Regions from separate parts of the Homo sapiens genome. Here all the other regions are linked to region 1. Evidence: read pairs that join two places in POLR2A ChIA-PET (ENCODE). Cell type or tissue: PC-9. All regions are shown on one strand. Links, peaks and the distances in the headings refer to the core of each region. The heading gives the core; the rest is flanking DNA.

Region 1 (6,265 bases), core at 496-5,495:
CGCTCTGTCACCCAGGCTGGAGTGCAGTGGCGCGATCTTGGCTCGCTGCAACCTCCACCTCCCAAGTTCAAGTGGTTCTCCTGCCTCAGCCTGTCGAGTAGCTGGAATTACAGGTGGCCGCCACCACGCCCGGCTAATTTTTGTATTTTTAGTGGAGACAGGGTTTCACTCTGTTGGCCAGGCTGAACAACAGAGAGTTGGCTGGCCAACTCTCGAACTCCTGACCTCAGGTGATCCGCCTGCCTCAACCTCCCAAAGTGCTGGGAGCACAGGCGTGAACCACCGTGCCCGGCCATGCTTCCACCTTTTGGCTATTGTGAATCATTCCACTGTGAACCTGGGTGTGCAAATATTTCTTCGAGACCCTGTTTTAAGTTCTTTGGGGTATCTACCCAGAAGTGGGATTGCTGGGTCATATCGTAATTCTGTGTGAATGTTTCTGGGGAACCACCCTGCTGTTTTCCACAGTGGCTATACCATTTTACATTCCTCCAGGGGCGGTTTTCTAGTGAATTTGAGGTTGACTTTGAAGATAGTCAGTGAAGTACAGATGTGGAGAAAGGCACGGCCTGGATATGGAGGAGGAGGGCAGGTGACAGGCGGGGAGGCTTGGGAGGAAGAAGCCTCCCTGGGCTGACCACAGAGGGTTCTGCATGCCTTGTTGGTGAGTGTGAGCCTCGCCTGGGGTCAGAAGTCATAGAAGGTTATGAGCAAGGGAGTGGCTTGACTACTCTGTGTCAAGAAGCCTAAGGGGGCAGCAGAGAGTGACGTGGCTCATGGTGGGATAGTCCGGGGTGAGGAGAAGGAACCCCAGAGGAGTTTCTCAATGGTTGGGTCAAAAGAGAGTGAGGACCCAAAACCAAGGCCACAGAAGGAAGAAGAAAGGACAGTGAACATGGAGCTGGGTCAGCAGGGCCCGGGCTGCGGTGAGGCAAGCCAGGCACACACCCGGAGCACAACATTTTAAAACAAGACAGGATCTGACAAAGCCAAGATTAGAGTGAGGCGAGCGAGGCATTGTGTAAGTGCTCGTTTCAACTCCTGTCTTGAAGTGAAATTTTGAAATTTTGGCTCATGGTAAATTTTTTTTCTTTCTTTCTTTTTTTTTTTTTTTTTTTTTTTTTTGAGTTGGAGTCTCGCTCACCCAGGCTTGAGTGCAGTGGTGCAATCTTAGCTCACTACAACCTCCGCCTCCCAGGTTCAAGCGATTCTCCTGCCTCAGCCTCTCAAGTAGCTGGGATTACAAGCGCCCGCCACCATGTCTGGCTAATTTTTGTGTTTTTAGTAGAGACGGGGTTTCACCATGTTGGCCAGACTGGTCTCAAATTCCTGACCTCAAGTATCTGCCCACCTCGGCCTCCCAAAGTGCTGGGATTACAGGCATGAGCCACCACTCCCGGACTGGCTCGTGGTGAACTTGTTTGCATTAATTTTGATTTCTTAAAATACTGCATGAGGCTGAGCGTGGTGGCTCACGCCTGTAATTCCAGCACTTCAGGGGGCTGAAGCAGGCAGATCATTGAGGTCAGGAGTTTGAGACCAGCCTGGCCAACATGGCAAAACCCTGTCTGTCCTAAAAATACAAAAATTAGCCAGGTGTGGTGGCATGTGCCTGTGGTCCCAGCTACGCAGGCAGCTGAAGCACAAGAATCACTTGAACCCAGGAGGCGAAGGTTGCAGTGAGCTGAGATCACGCTACTGCACTCCAGCTTGGGTGACAGAGCACGACTCTGCCTCAAAAAATATATACATATTGCATGAAATGATGACTTATTTTGATCACTGAGAATTTTTGGTGCCCCTTTAACCTTTGCACCTGGGGCAGGTGTCTCACCCTTAGTCCTGTCCCCACAAGACATGTTCCATCACCTAACAACATGAAGTGAGTGCCCATGGTGTGTCCGCAGCTGAGCTAGGATCTGGGAATCCAGTCATAGGTAAAACAGCTACACACTTCTTCATCCTTCAATGTACAGCCAAAGAGATCCTAAGTCAGAAGGGACAGCTATCTGGGCAGGCAGCCTCATCCTGTGCTCAGCTGGAAGAAATGGAAGAAACGTGGTACAGAATGAAACAGACATTCCACTTACGTTTCGTTGTTTTGACCACACACCGTCTGAACCGCACCTTGTAGGCTGTGGACCCAGGGACCACCCCCCGCCCGCCCGCCTAGAAACTAAAAATCCCCACTACGCCCTTTCTCAGACACAGCTGAAGTCTGTGAGGCTCACCAGTCAGGCACACCAACTCAAGACTGAACAACAAAATTAGTGCTGCAAAGAAGCAGAGCGTCTCCCTGGCTGAGCCGTGGAGCCACAGTGCCCAGTGCTGGGTATTCAGTTGGAAGGTGCCAGTCACAGGGGCTGCAGTGTCAAACAGGTGTTCAGAGCACTGACCTCAGGCTGCATTGGAGAGGACTGATCCTGTTTGCATACCACAAAACCAGGTCTCCAAGCCTGCTCAGCAATGCATGAGTCACCTGGAATTCTTTGAATATCCTTTTCAATATCCATTCTTTGAACATCCGTTTCTTTATAAGTTAACCGGAGCTGGTTTATGTTACCTGCAACTAAGAACCTTGCCTTATATAGAAGTTGGTGTCAGGAGTGGTTACAGGCAGTGGATGTTGGAGGAAGCTCGGAGAAGCTGGAATTGGTTATCTGGACTGCTTGGGGCTGAAGTCAGTAAAAATTCAGCACATCATAAGGGCTCAGATCTGGAAGCCATGGCATGCAGGGGAAGCAGAATGTCAGATTTGCCACCTGGAGTCACCGGGAAGGAAGAGCCCGTTGAAAACAAAGCTTCATTGAGAATTCATTGCCTTAGAAAAGAATGAAAGGAATGAGGAATTAGACTGAATGGGCTCTACAGCACTGCACTGTTAAAGATGCAGAAGCCCGTCTCCTAAATTCCTAAATTCTTGGCTCAAGACCCAGATCAAAAACTGAGGACTTCTGGGCCAGGTGCAGTACCTCATGCCTGTAATCCCGGTACTTTGCGAGGCCGAGGCAGGAGGATCACTTTTGCTCAGGAGTTCGAGACCAACCTGGGCAACATAGTGAGACCCCCATCTCTACTAAGTAAAGACCCTGTTTTTACTTTTTTCTACTAAAAAGTTTAAAAATATATATATCAGCCAGGCATGGTGTGTGCACCTGTAGTCCTAGCTACTTGGGAGGCTGAGGCGGGAGAATGGCTTGAGTCGGGGAAATCGAGACTGCAGTGAGCTTTGATCACACCACTGCACTCCAGCCTGAGTGACAGAGCAAGAACCTGTCTTAAAAACAAAAAAACTAAAAAATAAAAAATAAGGGAAGAAAGAAAACGAAGGACTTCTATAACTGCAGTAAAAATGTTTCCTAATTCTCACTGTGGTAAGACTGAGACAGCCAAAAATGAAACTCAAAATTCGAGCCTACAGAATGGTGAATTACATCATGAGCGATGCCATGGCCTCACCAGCTCTAAGGAGGATTCTGGCTGATTGGAACACCCTGAACCCTCACTCCCCGCCAAGTCCCCTTGCCAGCTGAGCAGCTCCTCTTCGCTGTCTGATGCGGCTGGTCCTGCCGAAGAAGGGACCCTGTAATCACCCTCATGTGGCCCCCATCCTCAGAGTCTTCAGCTGGAGTCAGGTGGCAGGAGGCCCTGAGGGGCGAGATTAAATAGCAATCTCAAACCAAAACCTGTGTAGAATGTCATTTCCTATCATCAGACATCTGGGGGAGATGTGTGAGTGGGTTCTGAGGACATACGTCAAGGAGGAGCGAATGCAGCTTTGGATGGGGCTGAATGTATCCATGCTGCTCCACCAACAGGGGGCCCTGCATCCAAGGTGCCAACTTCATCAGCGGGGGGCGGCCCTGATTGTTTCTACCACTGCTTTGTCGGCTGGCAGGTGAGGTGAAGGCCAACGCAGAGGTTGCCCCCCCCCCCCCCAACCTGGAGATGACAGAGACACCAAGGCATGACAGAGCCAGAGGAATGGACTGAGCATGGATGACCCTTTACCACAATGCCCAAGGACCCAAAGTACCGGCCCTACACCCACACGGCGAGCCACCTTGCAGAGGGCCCAACACCCTTCGGAATGTGTTAGTGTCCAGGGAAGGTGTCTGGCCAGTGGCCTGCCTCTGGATTTCTGGAGTGGAAACCAAGACCTGAGATGACAGAAGCCCGAGGCAGCAGTGACTGCCAGGGGTGGTGGGGGTGCATCACTGTCACAGGCACAGGGCCGGGTGCTGTGGCACACGCCTTTAATCCTAGCACTTTGGGAGCCCGAGGAGGGTGATCACCTGAGGTTAGGAGTTCGAGACTAGCCTGACCAACATGGTGACACCCTGTCTCAACTAAACATACAAAAAATTAGCTGGGCATGGTGGCAGGCGCCAGCTACTTTGGGAGGCTGAGACAGGAGAATTGCTTGAACCGAGGAGGTAGAAGTTGCAGTGAGCTGAGATTGCACCATTGCACTCCAGTCTGGGTGACAAGAACGGAACTCTGTCTAAAAAATAAAAAATAAAAAAAATAAAAAAAATAAAAACAGGCACAGGACCAGGTCACTGTCCCAACAGCCTGACCAACAGGGATTAGTGAAATATAAATAATAAGAATATGAATAATAAATAGTAAGAGCTATTTATGACAAACCCACAGCCAATATCATACTGAATGGGCAAAAACTGGAAGCATTCCCTTTGAAAACTGGCACGAGACAGGGATGCCCTCTCTCACCACTCCTATTCAACATAGTGTTGAAAGTTCTGGCCAGGGCAATCAGGCAAGAGAAAGAAATAAAGGGTATTCAACTAGGAAAAGAGGAAGTCAAATTGTCCCTGTTTGCAGATGACATAATTGTATATTTAGAAAACCCCATTGTCTTAGCCCAAAATCTCCTTAAGCTGATAAGCAACTTCAGCAAAGTCTCAGGATACAAAATCAATGTGCAAAAATCACAAGCATTCCTATATACTAATAACAGACAAACAGAGAGCCAAATCATGAGTGAACTCCCATTCACAATTCCCTAGGAATCCAACTTACAAGGGATGTGAAGGACATCTTCAAGGAGAACTAGAAACCACTGCTCAACGAAATAAAAGAGGACACAAACAAATGGAAGAACATTCCATGCTCATGGATAGGAAGAATCATTATCGTGAAAATGGCCATACTGCCCAAGGTAATTTATAGATTCAGTGTCATCTCCATCAAGCTACAAATGACTTTCTTCACAGTATTGGAAAAAACTACTTTAAAGTTCATATGGAACCAAAAAAGAGCCCACATTGCCAAGACAATCCTAAGCCAAAAGAACAAAGCTGGAGGCATCATGCTACCTGACTTCAAACTATACTACAAGGCTACAGTAATCAAAACAGCATGGTACTGGTACCAAAACAGAGATATAGACCAATGGAACAGAACAGAGGCCTCAGAAATAACACCACACATCTACAACCATCTGATCTTTGACAAACCTGACAAAAACAAGAAAAGGGGGAAGGATTCCCTATTTAATAAATGGTGCTGGGAAAACTGGCTAGCCATATGTAGAAAGCTGAAACTGGATCCCTTCCTTACACCTTTTACAAAAATTAATTCAAGGTGGATTATAGTCTTAAATGTTAAACCTAAAACCATTAAAAACCCTAGAAGAAAACCTAGGCAATACCATTCAGGACATAAGCATGGGCAAGGACTTCACGACTAAAACACCAAAAGCAACGGCAACAAAAGCCAAAATAGACAAATGGGATCTAATTAAACTAAAGAGCTTCTGCACAGCAAAAGAAACTACCATCAGAGTGAACAGGCAAACTACAGAATGGGAAAAAATTTTTGCAATCTACCCATCTGACAAAGGGCTAATATCCAGAATCTACAAAGAACTTAAGCAAATTTACAGGAAAAAAAAACAAACAACTCCATCAAAAAATGGGTAAAGGATATGAACACACACTTCTCCAAAGAAGACATTTATACAGCCCACAGATACATGAAAAAATGCTCATCATCACTGGTCATCAGAGAATTGCAAATCAAAATCACAATGAGATACCATCTCACACCAGTTAGAATGGTGATCATTAAAAAGTCAGGAAACAACAGATGCTGGAGAGGATGTGGAGAAATAGGAACACTTTTACATGGTTGGTGGGAGTGTAAATTAGTTCAACCATTGTGGAAGACTGTGTGGCAATTCCTCAAGGATCCAAAACTAGAAATACCATTTTACCCAGTGATCCCATTACTGGTATATACC
Region 2 (5,000 bases), core at 1-5,000, 460 kb before region 1:
AATGTTGCGGCACTAGGGTGTGCTCCTGCCCAGGGCGGCACAAAAGAGGCTCAGGAGAGGTGGGGAGGGCCATGCAGAGATGATCCAGGGTCCAGGGCTCAGGCCCTGCCCAGTCACAGGCACACCCCACCCAGTCTTGCCCCTTCCCTGCCTGCCAAAGGTCACCACCCTCTGGTGAACACATCTCTGTGCCTCCCTCTGCTCTCCCCATGCAGGCTCACCATACGTCAGGCACGTCAGCAAGAGCAGCGGCAGCAGGAACCAGAGGAACGTCTTCAGGGACGAGAAGCGCCTGGACCACGCGGGAGGGCAGGACGGGGGAGGCGGAGGTGTGAGGGGAGCTCCAGGCCTCCACGTTCCACCCAGGGAGTACCCTGAGATGTTTTCCTGGGTGCTGAACTAGAGCTAAGGAGGATAGCTTGAGCTTCTCACTGTGCCAGGGCCAGCCTGGACACGTCAGAGCCTTTCCTGCTGGGCAGGTCTTAGAGTGATGGGACAATTTTGACTGAATTTTACTGATGTTATTAAAAATAGTGTGGTCTTTGAAAAACTCAAAAATTTTTATATGGACAGGTCCTCTAAGTATGCAAATATAGAAAAAAAAAGTAACTCCTTAAATAACAACAAGGAACCTGTTTTTGGTGACACAAACCCATCCTTGCCCCTTGTTTCAGTATGGCCAGCTGTCCCCTCTGCCCGGACCTGGATTACGGCCAGAGGGATCCTGACTTCTGGGTTCCGTGTTCTTCTGCCTAAGGGGCACATTCTCAAATCCTGGTTCTGCTGGTTTAGGGACTTGGGGAATGAACCCATAGCATCCTCAGGCAGAGCCTCTTTGTGGCTCTGACCATGAGTGGGGAACTCGGGGGGTTAGATTGTCCCAGGCCCAAGAAGGAAGATGGACTTTCTGGGAAACCCCACTTCTTGCCTGGAGTCAGTGGGCCTACCCTGCAGGAGGAAAGCCATCGTGTGTCTGAGAGCCAGGCACGGCTAGACTAGTGTGGCGTTTAGTAGAATGTGTCCAAGAAGAAATAATCTGTGCTCTGGAATCCTGCCTCGAAGGGCTATCAATTCGGGGAGAAGAACCTGACTCTGAGTCCATCCTCTGTCAGGCAGGGGTGGGCTTTGGGGAAGCTACTCCGTGATCGCTAATAAAGGCTCCAGGGAAACTGGGGAAAACCCTCAGAGAATCGACCATTACAGGTTGACACACTTTACCCGTCCCTTCACCCCAGGGCCTTGCGATTTATTGGCAAGGGTGGAGTCTCGCTCACCTGGTTAAAACGAAGACGTCAAGGAGGGAGGCAGCTGTGGTCAGGCGGTACCAGGTGGTGCCAGCCCACCAGTAGAGAAGTCTGAAGAGCCGGCCTGGAAGAATGACCATCAAGCCGAAGGCTCCATATGGTGTTTGGGGGCACCGCTCCTTTGTCCCGTCTGCCGTCCTCCCTGCCCCTACCCCACCCCCACCTGCCAGTATGCCTCTGTCCTGCCCTACCGGGACCCAGGTCCTTGGATCCCACCTGCCCACACCCTCTGTCCTGCTCTGCAGCTACTCCTTCCCTTCCACGCAAGGGGGTCCCCACAGCTCTGGGCTCCCAGTGATTATTCTAGAATGACCTTTCCCCAATGGTCCTACAGTCTCTCTGCATGGGCAGGATGCCCAACTGCAGAGAGATGGGTAAGAAAGCACTATCACCAAGAATGGAAGTAACTGGGCACGGGTTGCAGCCCACCTGGCGAAGTGGCCACCATCCAGAGTAAGGAGCCCGCCCGTGAGACGGCGCTTCGGAGCCGCGAGCTGGAACTCTGCTGGTCCACATCCGAGTAGCCTGCGGGGAACGAGGACACTGGCTCAGTCTCTGTCACTTTCGAGCCTCTTCCTTCACTGTCTTCTGTGAGCCAAGACCACAAGTCACCCACCCTCCTTCACATCCCCACAGCCCCACACAGGCCCGGTGTGCAGTAAGGAATGAAATGGGAGCTCTTTGACATTCTGTTTCTTCTGACAGCTTCCTGTTTGCATCCCTCTCCTCACCAGCCACCCCTCAAGCTGCTGTTCAGAACTAGGTGCTGGGGTCTGACATGCACACCACTCAGAATGACTGAGCACCCACCATGTGTGAGCCCCACAGGAAAGTGCTGGAATGGGCCTGAATGCAAGGATGTTGGCCTTAGGTTGCCATAGACTCGTGGGGTGGGGAGGACAGACAAGTGAAGGGCAGTCACAGCCCAGGGCACCAGGGGCCACCGCAGGCCAGGCTGGGGCGCACCCAGGGCCGGGCATGGGAGGGGCGCTGTGCCTGCCACATGCTGCCCTCTCTCCAGCTCCCCGGGGCTCCCTGCCCAGCCTTCCTGAGGCCTCCCAGCAGCCTCGGATCTGCTCAGGAGGGAGGAAGCATCGCCTACCCACGTAGTCGTCCTCAGAGGAGTAGCCCGAGGAAGAGCCCAGGAAGTCCTCGGTGGCCTTGCGCCCCACAAGCCCGCTGGCCCTGCTGCTCTCTGAGCCACCCGTGCCTCTCCTCCTCCGCACCCGCAGGTCCTCACCTGTGCAGGGAAGAACCAGGGGCTCTTCTGGGCCTCCAAGAGCTTCTGAAAAGTGGGGTCTGGGCAGAGAGGTGCTCTGAGGAGGGAATCCCGGGGACTGCAGGGGACACTGTGAGGAGTATCTCGCGGGAGGCCGAGGAAGCAAAGCCCCGGGACGGAGGGCTCCACACTCACCCCAGTTGGCGTCACCATGCAGTTCCTCCAGGGAGCTCCTGGGTGGGAACCAGGACTCGTGGACCAGCGACTCACTGTAGTAGGAGGTGTGTGCATCAGAGGACGGGCCCAGCTGTGGCGCTGGGGACAGGCGCTTCATGTTGCTGGATTTCCTCTTCAAGGTCCTGTGGGACAACCATGAGGGCAGAGGTAGGGAGCAGGGAGGTGAGCCCAGCCAGGAGCATGAAGGAAAGCCACAGCCTGCGGCCCTGCCTAGTGCAGGGTGTGGGTTCCCTTGTTGCTAGGCAACTCGCAGCTGCCATTCCCCTGACTCTCCCAATGCTGGCACGTCCTCTCCTGTTCTCTCTGAATCTCACCAGCAGATGGGCAAGACGGGCAGCGGCAGCTAGGGATGGAGCCACATTCAAACTTTACAACCCACTGAAACCAGACAGACCTGACCTGGCCTCAGAGCTAGCCAAAGCCTCAGGGCCTGTCTTCTGGGCCCCATGCCTGTGAGCCGGGCAGGACGACCAGGCAGCTGCTGCCACAGCCCATTTCCCAGTGGCCTGAGGACTGCGCCTGTTCTCAGCCATGTCGCTGGCCAGCTGCTGAGGCCGGACAGGTGGTGAGACATGCAGGCGTGGGGCCAGGAAGGATGGTAAGGCTGACACGCCCGTCCAGAGCAGGGGGGGTTCCTGTGAGCCCAGCCTGCAGTTTTGGGGTTTCCGGCCTGGCTTATGGTTGAAGCTGCCTCTCTCCACTTCCTGTTTTCTTTCTTTCCTTTTTTTCTTTTTGAGATTGAGATGGAGTTTCACTCTTGTCAACCCAGGCTGGAGTGCAATGCCATGATCTCGCTCACTGCAACCTCTGCCTGCCAGGTTCAAGCGATTCTCCTGCCTCAGCCTCCTGAGTAGCTGGGATTACAGCTGCCTGCCACCATGCCGGGCTAATTTTTGTATTTTTAGTAGAGACGGAGTTTCACTATGTTGGTCAGGGTCAGGTGATCCACCTCCCTTGGCCTCCCAAAGAGCTGGCATTACAGGCGTGAGCCACCGCGCCCGACCTACCACTTCCTGTTTTCTAAGCATGAGGGCAGCAGCCCCGGCTCACAGTCGGTGGGAGAAGAATGGGTGCTGTGTGCTCATACACATGGAGCAAGGAAGGACCCCCTCGACCGGACGGGGGCCCACGTCCTTCGATTTCCACCCAAGGTTGCAACAAGAAGGCAGGGGGATGGCTGGACCACAGGGCGTGCGGGCAGTGACCAAAAGCTTGTGGGGCTGTCAGGGGCCGTGGCACTCCCTTGGGTCCCTACCTGAGAGGACTGTCTTTAAACAGGGTGCTCTGACTCCCAGCCACCGAGCTCCCTCCGCTGCTGCTGCTGCCGTCATCGTCACCCTGGGAGTAGCGCGTGAGGCGCTGGCTTCTTCGGGACATGATGAGGTGGGATGTGGACTCTTCCCCTGAAGAGAATCTAAGGAGAGAGAGGAGGAGGACTGGATGTGAGGCCTGGGGCTGTCCCCAGCTCCTCTCTAGAGGAGGTGGGACAGAGGCATCGCCTCACAGCCGAGAACAGACCACCCCCCCGGCCCCCGGCCCCCGGCGTTCAGTCTAAACAGCCCTGATGGGGGGCAAGGCAGGGATCTGTGAAGCACCCCTGCACTGTGCAGCGGCTGGAGTCACGCCCGGCCTGGGGCTCACTTCGTGACTCTGGAGCCTCTTCCAGGGCGCTTTCCACAGGCTTCCCAATTCTCAGTTTCCTTGTCTTTATCCTTCATGGTGCTGAGCTCCGCACAAGCCAGAATTGGGTCTTCCTCGACCTCTGACAAGTAGCAGAGACTCTGGTGCTTCTGGTCACTGCCTGCACGCCCGGTGGTCCAGCCACCCCACCTGCCTTCTCCCTAGAGACTTCTCCCAGTCTCGCTCTAGCTGTGTCCCTTTGCTGACATGTGCTCGTTCATCGAGGGCCCCAACGAACCTTGATGGAAAACCTTTCCCATGTAGACCCCACCTATGTTCTTTTTTTTTTTTTTTTTTTTTTTGAGATGGAGTCTCGCGCTGCCTCCCAGGCTGAAGTGCAGTGGTGCAATCTTGGCTCACTGCAACCTCTACCTCCCAGGTTCATGCGATTCTCCTGCCTCAGCCTCCCAAGTAGCTGGGATTACAGGTGTGCGCCACCGGGACTGGCTAATTTTTGTATTTTTAATAGAGACGGGGTTTCGCCATGTTGGCCAGGCTGGTCTCGAACTCCTGACCTCAGGTGATCTGTCCACCTCGGCTTCCCAAAGTGCTGGGATTAC
Region 3 (5,000 bases), core at 1-5,000, 360 kb before region 1:
AAATAAAAATAAAAGTTTTTTGAACTGAGATACACTTTTAAAAGGGGGGAGGAGGGAGAAAGAGGAATTGCACAGGGAAGGCCTTTAGACTGTAATAAAGTCATTTCTAAAAGATGGGTGATTGGATGCTAATTAGGTAACTGGCGGTTTCACCAGGCACATGGCAGAGCCAGGATTTGAACACAGGCTTAGGGTGACGAACTCATCCCATCTGGCCTGGAATTTTCCCAGTGTCAGCACTGAAATGCTAGCATCCTGGGAAACCTCTCAGTCCTGGGCAAACACGGACAGTTGGTCACCCTGGCTATCTTCAAACCCATTCTCCCACCACACTGTCTCAGTGCTGGTATGTATCACATAGCAATGAAACACACACGTCTTTCTCTTCCCTCGACCTCCATCCTTCCCTCTCCTCTAGCATCTCCCTCTTTCCCTGCTGCCTGCACACTGTGAGCTCCTCGAGGGCAGGGACCAGCTGCAGCACCCTCCTCTCTGTGACTCCAGGGCTGGCACTCGTGGGTGCTCAAACTCCCAGTGAAGGAGTTTGGGCAGATGGGTGGGATTACAGATGTGAGCCACCGCGCCCGGCCTCAAAAAACATTTATTGAGAAAACGTGTGGTACCTTTTGGGGTGTGCTTGTGAACAAAGAGTTCTTTTCCCCAGGGGGGTTGGTAAAGAGATTGGGGACAAAGAGAGTGTCTGTGTCCATCCTGAAGTCTCCATCTAGGTCCGGTCTCAAGACCTGAGCTGCCTCAGTCTCCTCACCTGTAAGGTGGAGCCAGTGGTACCTATGTATAGGATTGTAATGGGAAGGAAATGAGGGCAGGTGAGATGTGTGTAAAATCTCTCCCAGGGACTCAAGACAGGGACCATTTCCTACCATGCTACTGTGTGTTATCAGGGCAAGGCTCGGTACTTGCTATGCCTTCCTTATTTATTCCTAGCATATACTAGGTGCTCAATAAATGTTCCTTCCCTTCTTGACGCCTTTGCCTTTGATTCCCCGGCTGCCTACAGTGCTTACTCCCTAGTTGCTGTGCCCTTTCTTGATTCCCGTCCCGCCCCCGTTCTGAGCGGAGTTGGGGAATCATTCAGATGAAGGATCATACGTGTATTCAATCAACACACGCCAGTCTGAGGGCTTCCAAGTGGGGTGCAGGGCTCAACTGGGGCCCAGAAGTGTTCACACATCAGCAGTGGATACTGGGATTGGGAGCCCAGACCAGAGAGGAGGGCAGAAGCCAGGGAAAAGAGAGCTTTCCTCTCAGGGGAAGCCCAGAGATTTCCATCCAGAGTTTCTGCCTCCCTGGAAGCAGCAAAAGGAGCCAACCCAGCTTGCAGATTTGGGCAGGAAGCAAGGACATCTGTTCCCGCACAGGCTCAGGAGGGGCCGAGAACCAAGGAGGAAACGTGTGTCCACCTTGTGGGGGGCCCTTGGAGTTGGCTGGAAAGTGCGTGCCTGAGTCCAGGCCCAGTAAAGAAAGACCAGAAGGAGTGGCCGGCCAAGGATGCTGTAGGGGCGGGGTGGGGGTGCCCTCACTGTCTCAAGGGCCTCCTGCAGCCCCTGTTTGCTGGCCTATTCCTCCTGCCACTTCTTACTGTACTGGGCTCTCACCTTGGCAGCCCTGGAACTCTACAGTATAATCTTTCCATGTCACAGATGAGAAAATCAAAGCTCAGAGACATTCGGTCATTTGTCCTGAAGCCCCTGGTCTGTGGGGGTACCACTGGCATTTGAACCCGAAGTTGTCAGACTCAGGTTCCCCAGCTCACATTCTGACACTGCCCTTCAAAGGGTGTGTGGACTGGCCCCTGCTGGGTGAGGAGGCAGCCAAGTCCGTCCTGGGAAGCCCCCTCCTCCCCGTACTCTCCCCCTCCACCTCTGGAGTGTGTCTCAAAACTGCCACCATGGCCCCCTCCTTGGCTCACCAGTGGTCCCAGCACCAGTTTCTGTTGCACTGTCTGTAACTTGTGTTTCCCCAATGAGGCTGTGGACTCCTCAAGGCCTCAAACCTTATGTTCTTCATATGTGGGTCACTGGCACCCAGGGCATGTCCAGGGTACATTTGATTCCTCCTGCCCAATGGACCCTAAGGAATGGTGGCCACCTCTGCAGCTCCTCTAGGAAAGGCATTTTCAGGTGGCTCCCAGGGTTCTACAGCCACTGCACTTGGAGACAGGGAAGCTGAGTCCTAGGGCTCGGGGAAACTTCCTTTCCTCATCTGTAAAATGGGTATGCATAAACCTAACCTGCCTATGGTGAGGTAGGGGCACCTGAGATCTCACCTGGGTGGCCATTCGTGTGTGTCCAGCGAGGAATCAAGGGTGCCTGGTAGCTCCTCCTCAAATACCATCTGTCTCCTGATCTAGCTCAAGTACCCAAGGTGAGCCCTAGAAGTGGGGGGCAGGTGGAGAGATTCCACAGGTTGGAAGAAGGGACTACACATGAAGCCAGGGTGGGGTGGGCAGCGCTGCCAGCTGGGCCCCTCCCTGCTCCTGCCCGTCGAGCTTGCCAGCCCGCAGGCCCACCTTGGGCTGGGTCCAGGCTTGGTTCTTTCTCTTCTCTGAGGTTTGCCTGCCACCAGCACTAGCCACAGCCACTTAAGAAGACACCTCCCTCTCCAGCCTCCCACCACACACGAGGCTCCCTAGCTACTCAGCCTTGAAGGGGTGAGGGACCAGGAGCATTTTTTTTTTTCTCAGCTCCTTTGCAACACTACACTTTGGCATGGGTACTTGGTCTCCATTGTCCTCAGCTTTGGGGGTCTGGGCTGCAGGGGGGCAGCAGGGCTGGAGAGGAAGGAACGGATCCGAGTGACATTTCCACTAAGGGGTCAGTTAGTCACAAACGCTGATGGCTGGCTGGAAAGGAATGAGTCAAACACAAGGCCTGGGGTTCAGGCCCCATCAGGGAAGCAGATGAGTCAGGCAGCCTGTTGGGGGGTGCACTTTGCAGTCGGGAGATTGGTTTTAAACGTGGAGTTTGAGGGCATTGCATCAAGGTGGAGTGGAGTAATTGAAATATGGACTTTGAAGTCAAGGAGTTGGATTTTAATCCCAGCTGCACAACTTACTAATAGAGTCACCTGGAGCAAATGACTCAGCCACTCTCTCCGGCTTCCTTGGCTGCACCACGGGAGGATTTATGCAAGAGTGAAATGCGAGTGTGCAGCTCAGAGCCTGGCTCGTGTAGCGCTCAGCAGAGCTCCCTGCAATTCCAGGAGGAAGGGGGTATTACGATCCTTTCCCATTTCATAGATGGGGAAACTAAGGCACAGAACAGATACGCACATATTCCCAGGGCCCTGTACAGCCAGGCTGTCCAGCTCCAGTGACTGTGCCCTTAACCACGGTGCCATGCACAGAACGGTGTTGGCGTGGTGGTTAAGGATGATCGCATGGGGTCAAATCCTGGCTCTACCACTCCAGAATTTCTAAGCAAGTAATCACATTTCTGAACCTCAGTTCCCTTATCTGTATGTTGTGGGTACTGTGCTCTCTGGTGCTACGGTTAGAATATTTGTCCCATCCAACACTCATGTTGAAGTTTAATCCCCAGTGTGGGGGCATTGAGAAACGGGGCTCTTAAGAGATGATTGGGTCATGAGGGCTCCGCTTTCATGAATGGGTTAATCCATTCATAGATTAACGGATTAATGGGTTATCATGGGAATGGGGCTGTGGTTTTATAAGAAGTAGGAGGGAGACATGAGGTAGCACTCTCAGCCCCCTCACCCTGTGATGCCCTGTGCCACCTCGGGACTCTGTAGAGTCCCCACCAGCAAGAAGGCCCTCACCAGACACAGCCTCCTTGACCTTGAGCTTCTTAGCCTCCATAACTGTAAGAAATAAGTTCCTTTCCTTTACAAATTACGCAGTATCAGATATTCTGTTATAAGCAACAGAAAACAGACAAGGACATCTGGGTTGTGGGTATTTAATGAATTGGTTAGTGTAAAGTCCACTCTGTACGTGTTAGCTATCCTTAGAGTAATTCTGAGTTGGGAAGGATAATTAGAGGGAGCCCCCTCCCCCATTTTATAGGAGATGATACAGAGACCAGAGAGGGTGATTGACCAGGCTGAGGTCACACAGCTGGAAGAGCTGGGACTCAAGCCACTGTTTTCCTACTCACCTCAAGCTGTTACATGGGAGGAGGACATCAAGAATTGGTGAGCAGATAGCTGGGATGCCAGACTGGAAGTCAGAATTGTGGTCATATCTGGACACAGAGATCTAGAAGGTGTTTCTTCTTACTCACCATCTCCTTTAATCCAAATAAGCCTGCCAAGTAGGGGGTCCTAGTCTCCTTCCCAGCTGAGGAGCACTGAGGCCTGGAGAAGTGACCGAGAGGCTGCAAACCAGGCCGCCTGTCTCATGGACAAGGGTCTCTTTATGGTGCCTGAGTTTGAAAGGCAGGCAGGCAGGCAGATGAGCCCCCCAGAGGGAACCAGAGATGATAAGAGCAGAAGCCTTCTACAAGGGCACCACTGCACAGAGACCAAGCCGTGTGTGCCAGCAGGGACTGCCAAGGGAGCTAGCGAGTGACGATCGTTTTAATGAGTCCCCTTGGGGGACAGGGTCCACATTTGCCTTTTCCAAAGTGTGTCCTGTTTCCTTGCTCACGGCTGGGAGTATCTGAGCCTTTACCGAGAACTCCTAGGGATATCCAGATCTTCTCTGAAAGAGCCTGTTGCTGGCGCTGCAGTTTCAGGCCCTGAGGCGTGATAGGCAGGATAAGCTGGTGGGGGGCTTGTCCTTATTTCACAGGACTGAGGACCCCTGCCACCCGGCTTTGTTCTGTTTCCATCAGCCCACCCTGGCTCCGCACCGATGTTTCCCAGGCCCTTGTGTTCATAAAGGCTGATTGCTGGCGGCCGTCATTTAAATGGAGGCTCATGTCTTTGTCAAGCTCTGAGCTCACTCATCCTTTGGAAAAGACAGAAAAGACTTTGGTACCAATTTGCTCTAATGAAGGCCACATCCCTTCTAGAGGGAT

The links. Peaks named below come from ENCODE experiments on the same cell type or tissue, not always from the same donor. Only the 100,000 strongest peaks of a DNase experiment are listed, where the experiment ranks them.
Region 2: POLR2A ChIA-PET joins it to region 1 with 6 read pairs; 2 of 35 experiments call an interaction of 5 or more read pairs at or near these places.
Region 3: POLR2A ChIA-PET joins it to region 1 with 5 read pairs; 3 of 35 experiments call an interaction of 5 or more read pairs at or near these places.

What each region holds. Positions count from the first base shown.
Region 1 is chr22:39,212,201-39,218,465 of GRCh38, forward strand. No RefSeq gene overlaps it. Among named protein-coding and RNA genes, the nearest start is that of PDGFB, 30 kb to the right of the region's middle. RefSeq lists enhancers at 862-1,481, 1,482-2,100, 2,117-3,316, 3,960-4,577. In PC-9, for the core only: CTCF peaks have their summits at 814, 2,781 and 3,798 (motif pointing right); DNase peaks (open chromatin) are centred at 701, 2,471 and 2,801; H3K4me3 peaks cover 2,560 bases; H3K27ac peaks cover 3,892 bases.
Region 2 is chr22:38,748,492-38,753,491 of GRCh38, forward strand. It overlaps SUN2 (Sad1 and UNC84 domain containing 2), which reads right to left. Exons shown (of 18, transcript NM_015374.3): 2 at 4,016-4,174; 3 at 2,719-2,882; 4 at 2,407-2,544; 5 at 1,734-1,829; 6 at 1,275-1,368; 7 at 222-292. The coding sequence starts at 4,137. Among named protein-coding and RNA genes, the nearest start is that of SUN2, 5.0 kb to the right of the region's middle. RefSeq lists an enhancer at 3,653-3,702. In PC-9, for the core only: no CTCF peak of the experiment used is centred there; a DNase peak (open chromatin) is centred at 3,080; H3K4me3 peaks cover 19 bases; H3K27ac peaks cover 547 bases.
Region 3 is chr22:38,848,627-38,853,626 of GRCh38, forward strand. No RefSeq gene overlaps it. Among named protein-coding and RNA genes, the nearest start is that of NPTXR, 7.1 kb to the left of the region's middle. In PC-9, for the core only: no CTCF peak of the experiment used is centred there; a DNase peak (open chromatin) is centred at 3,015.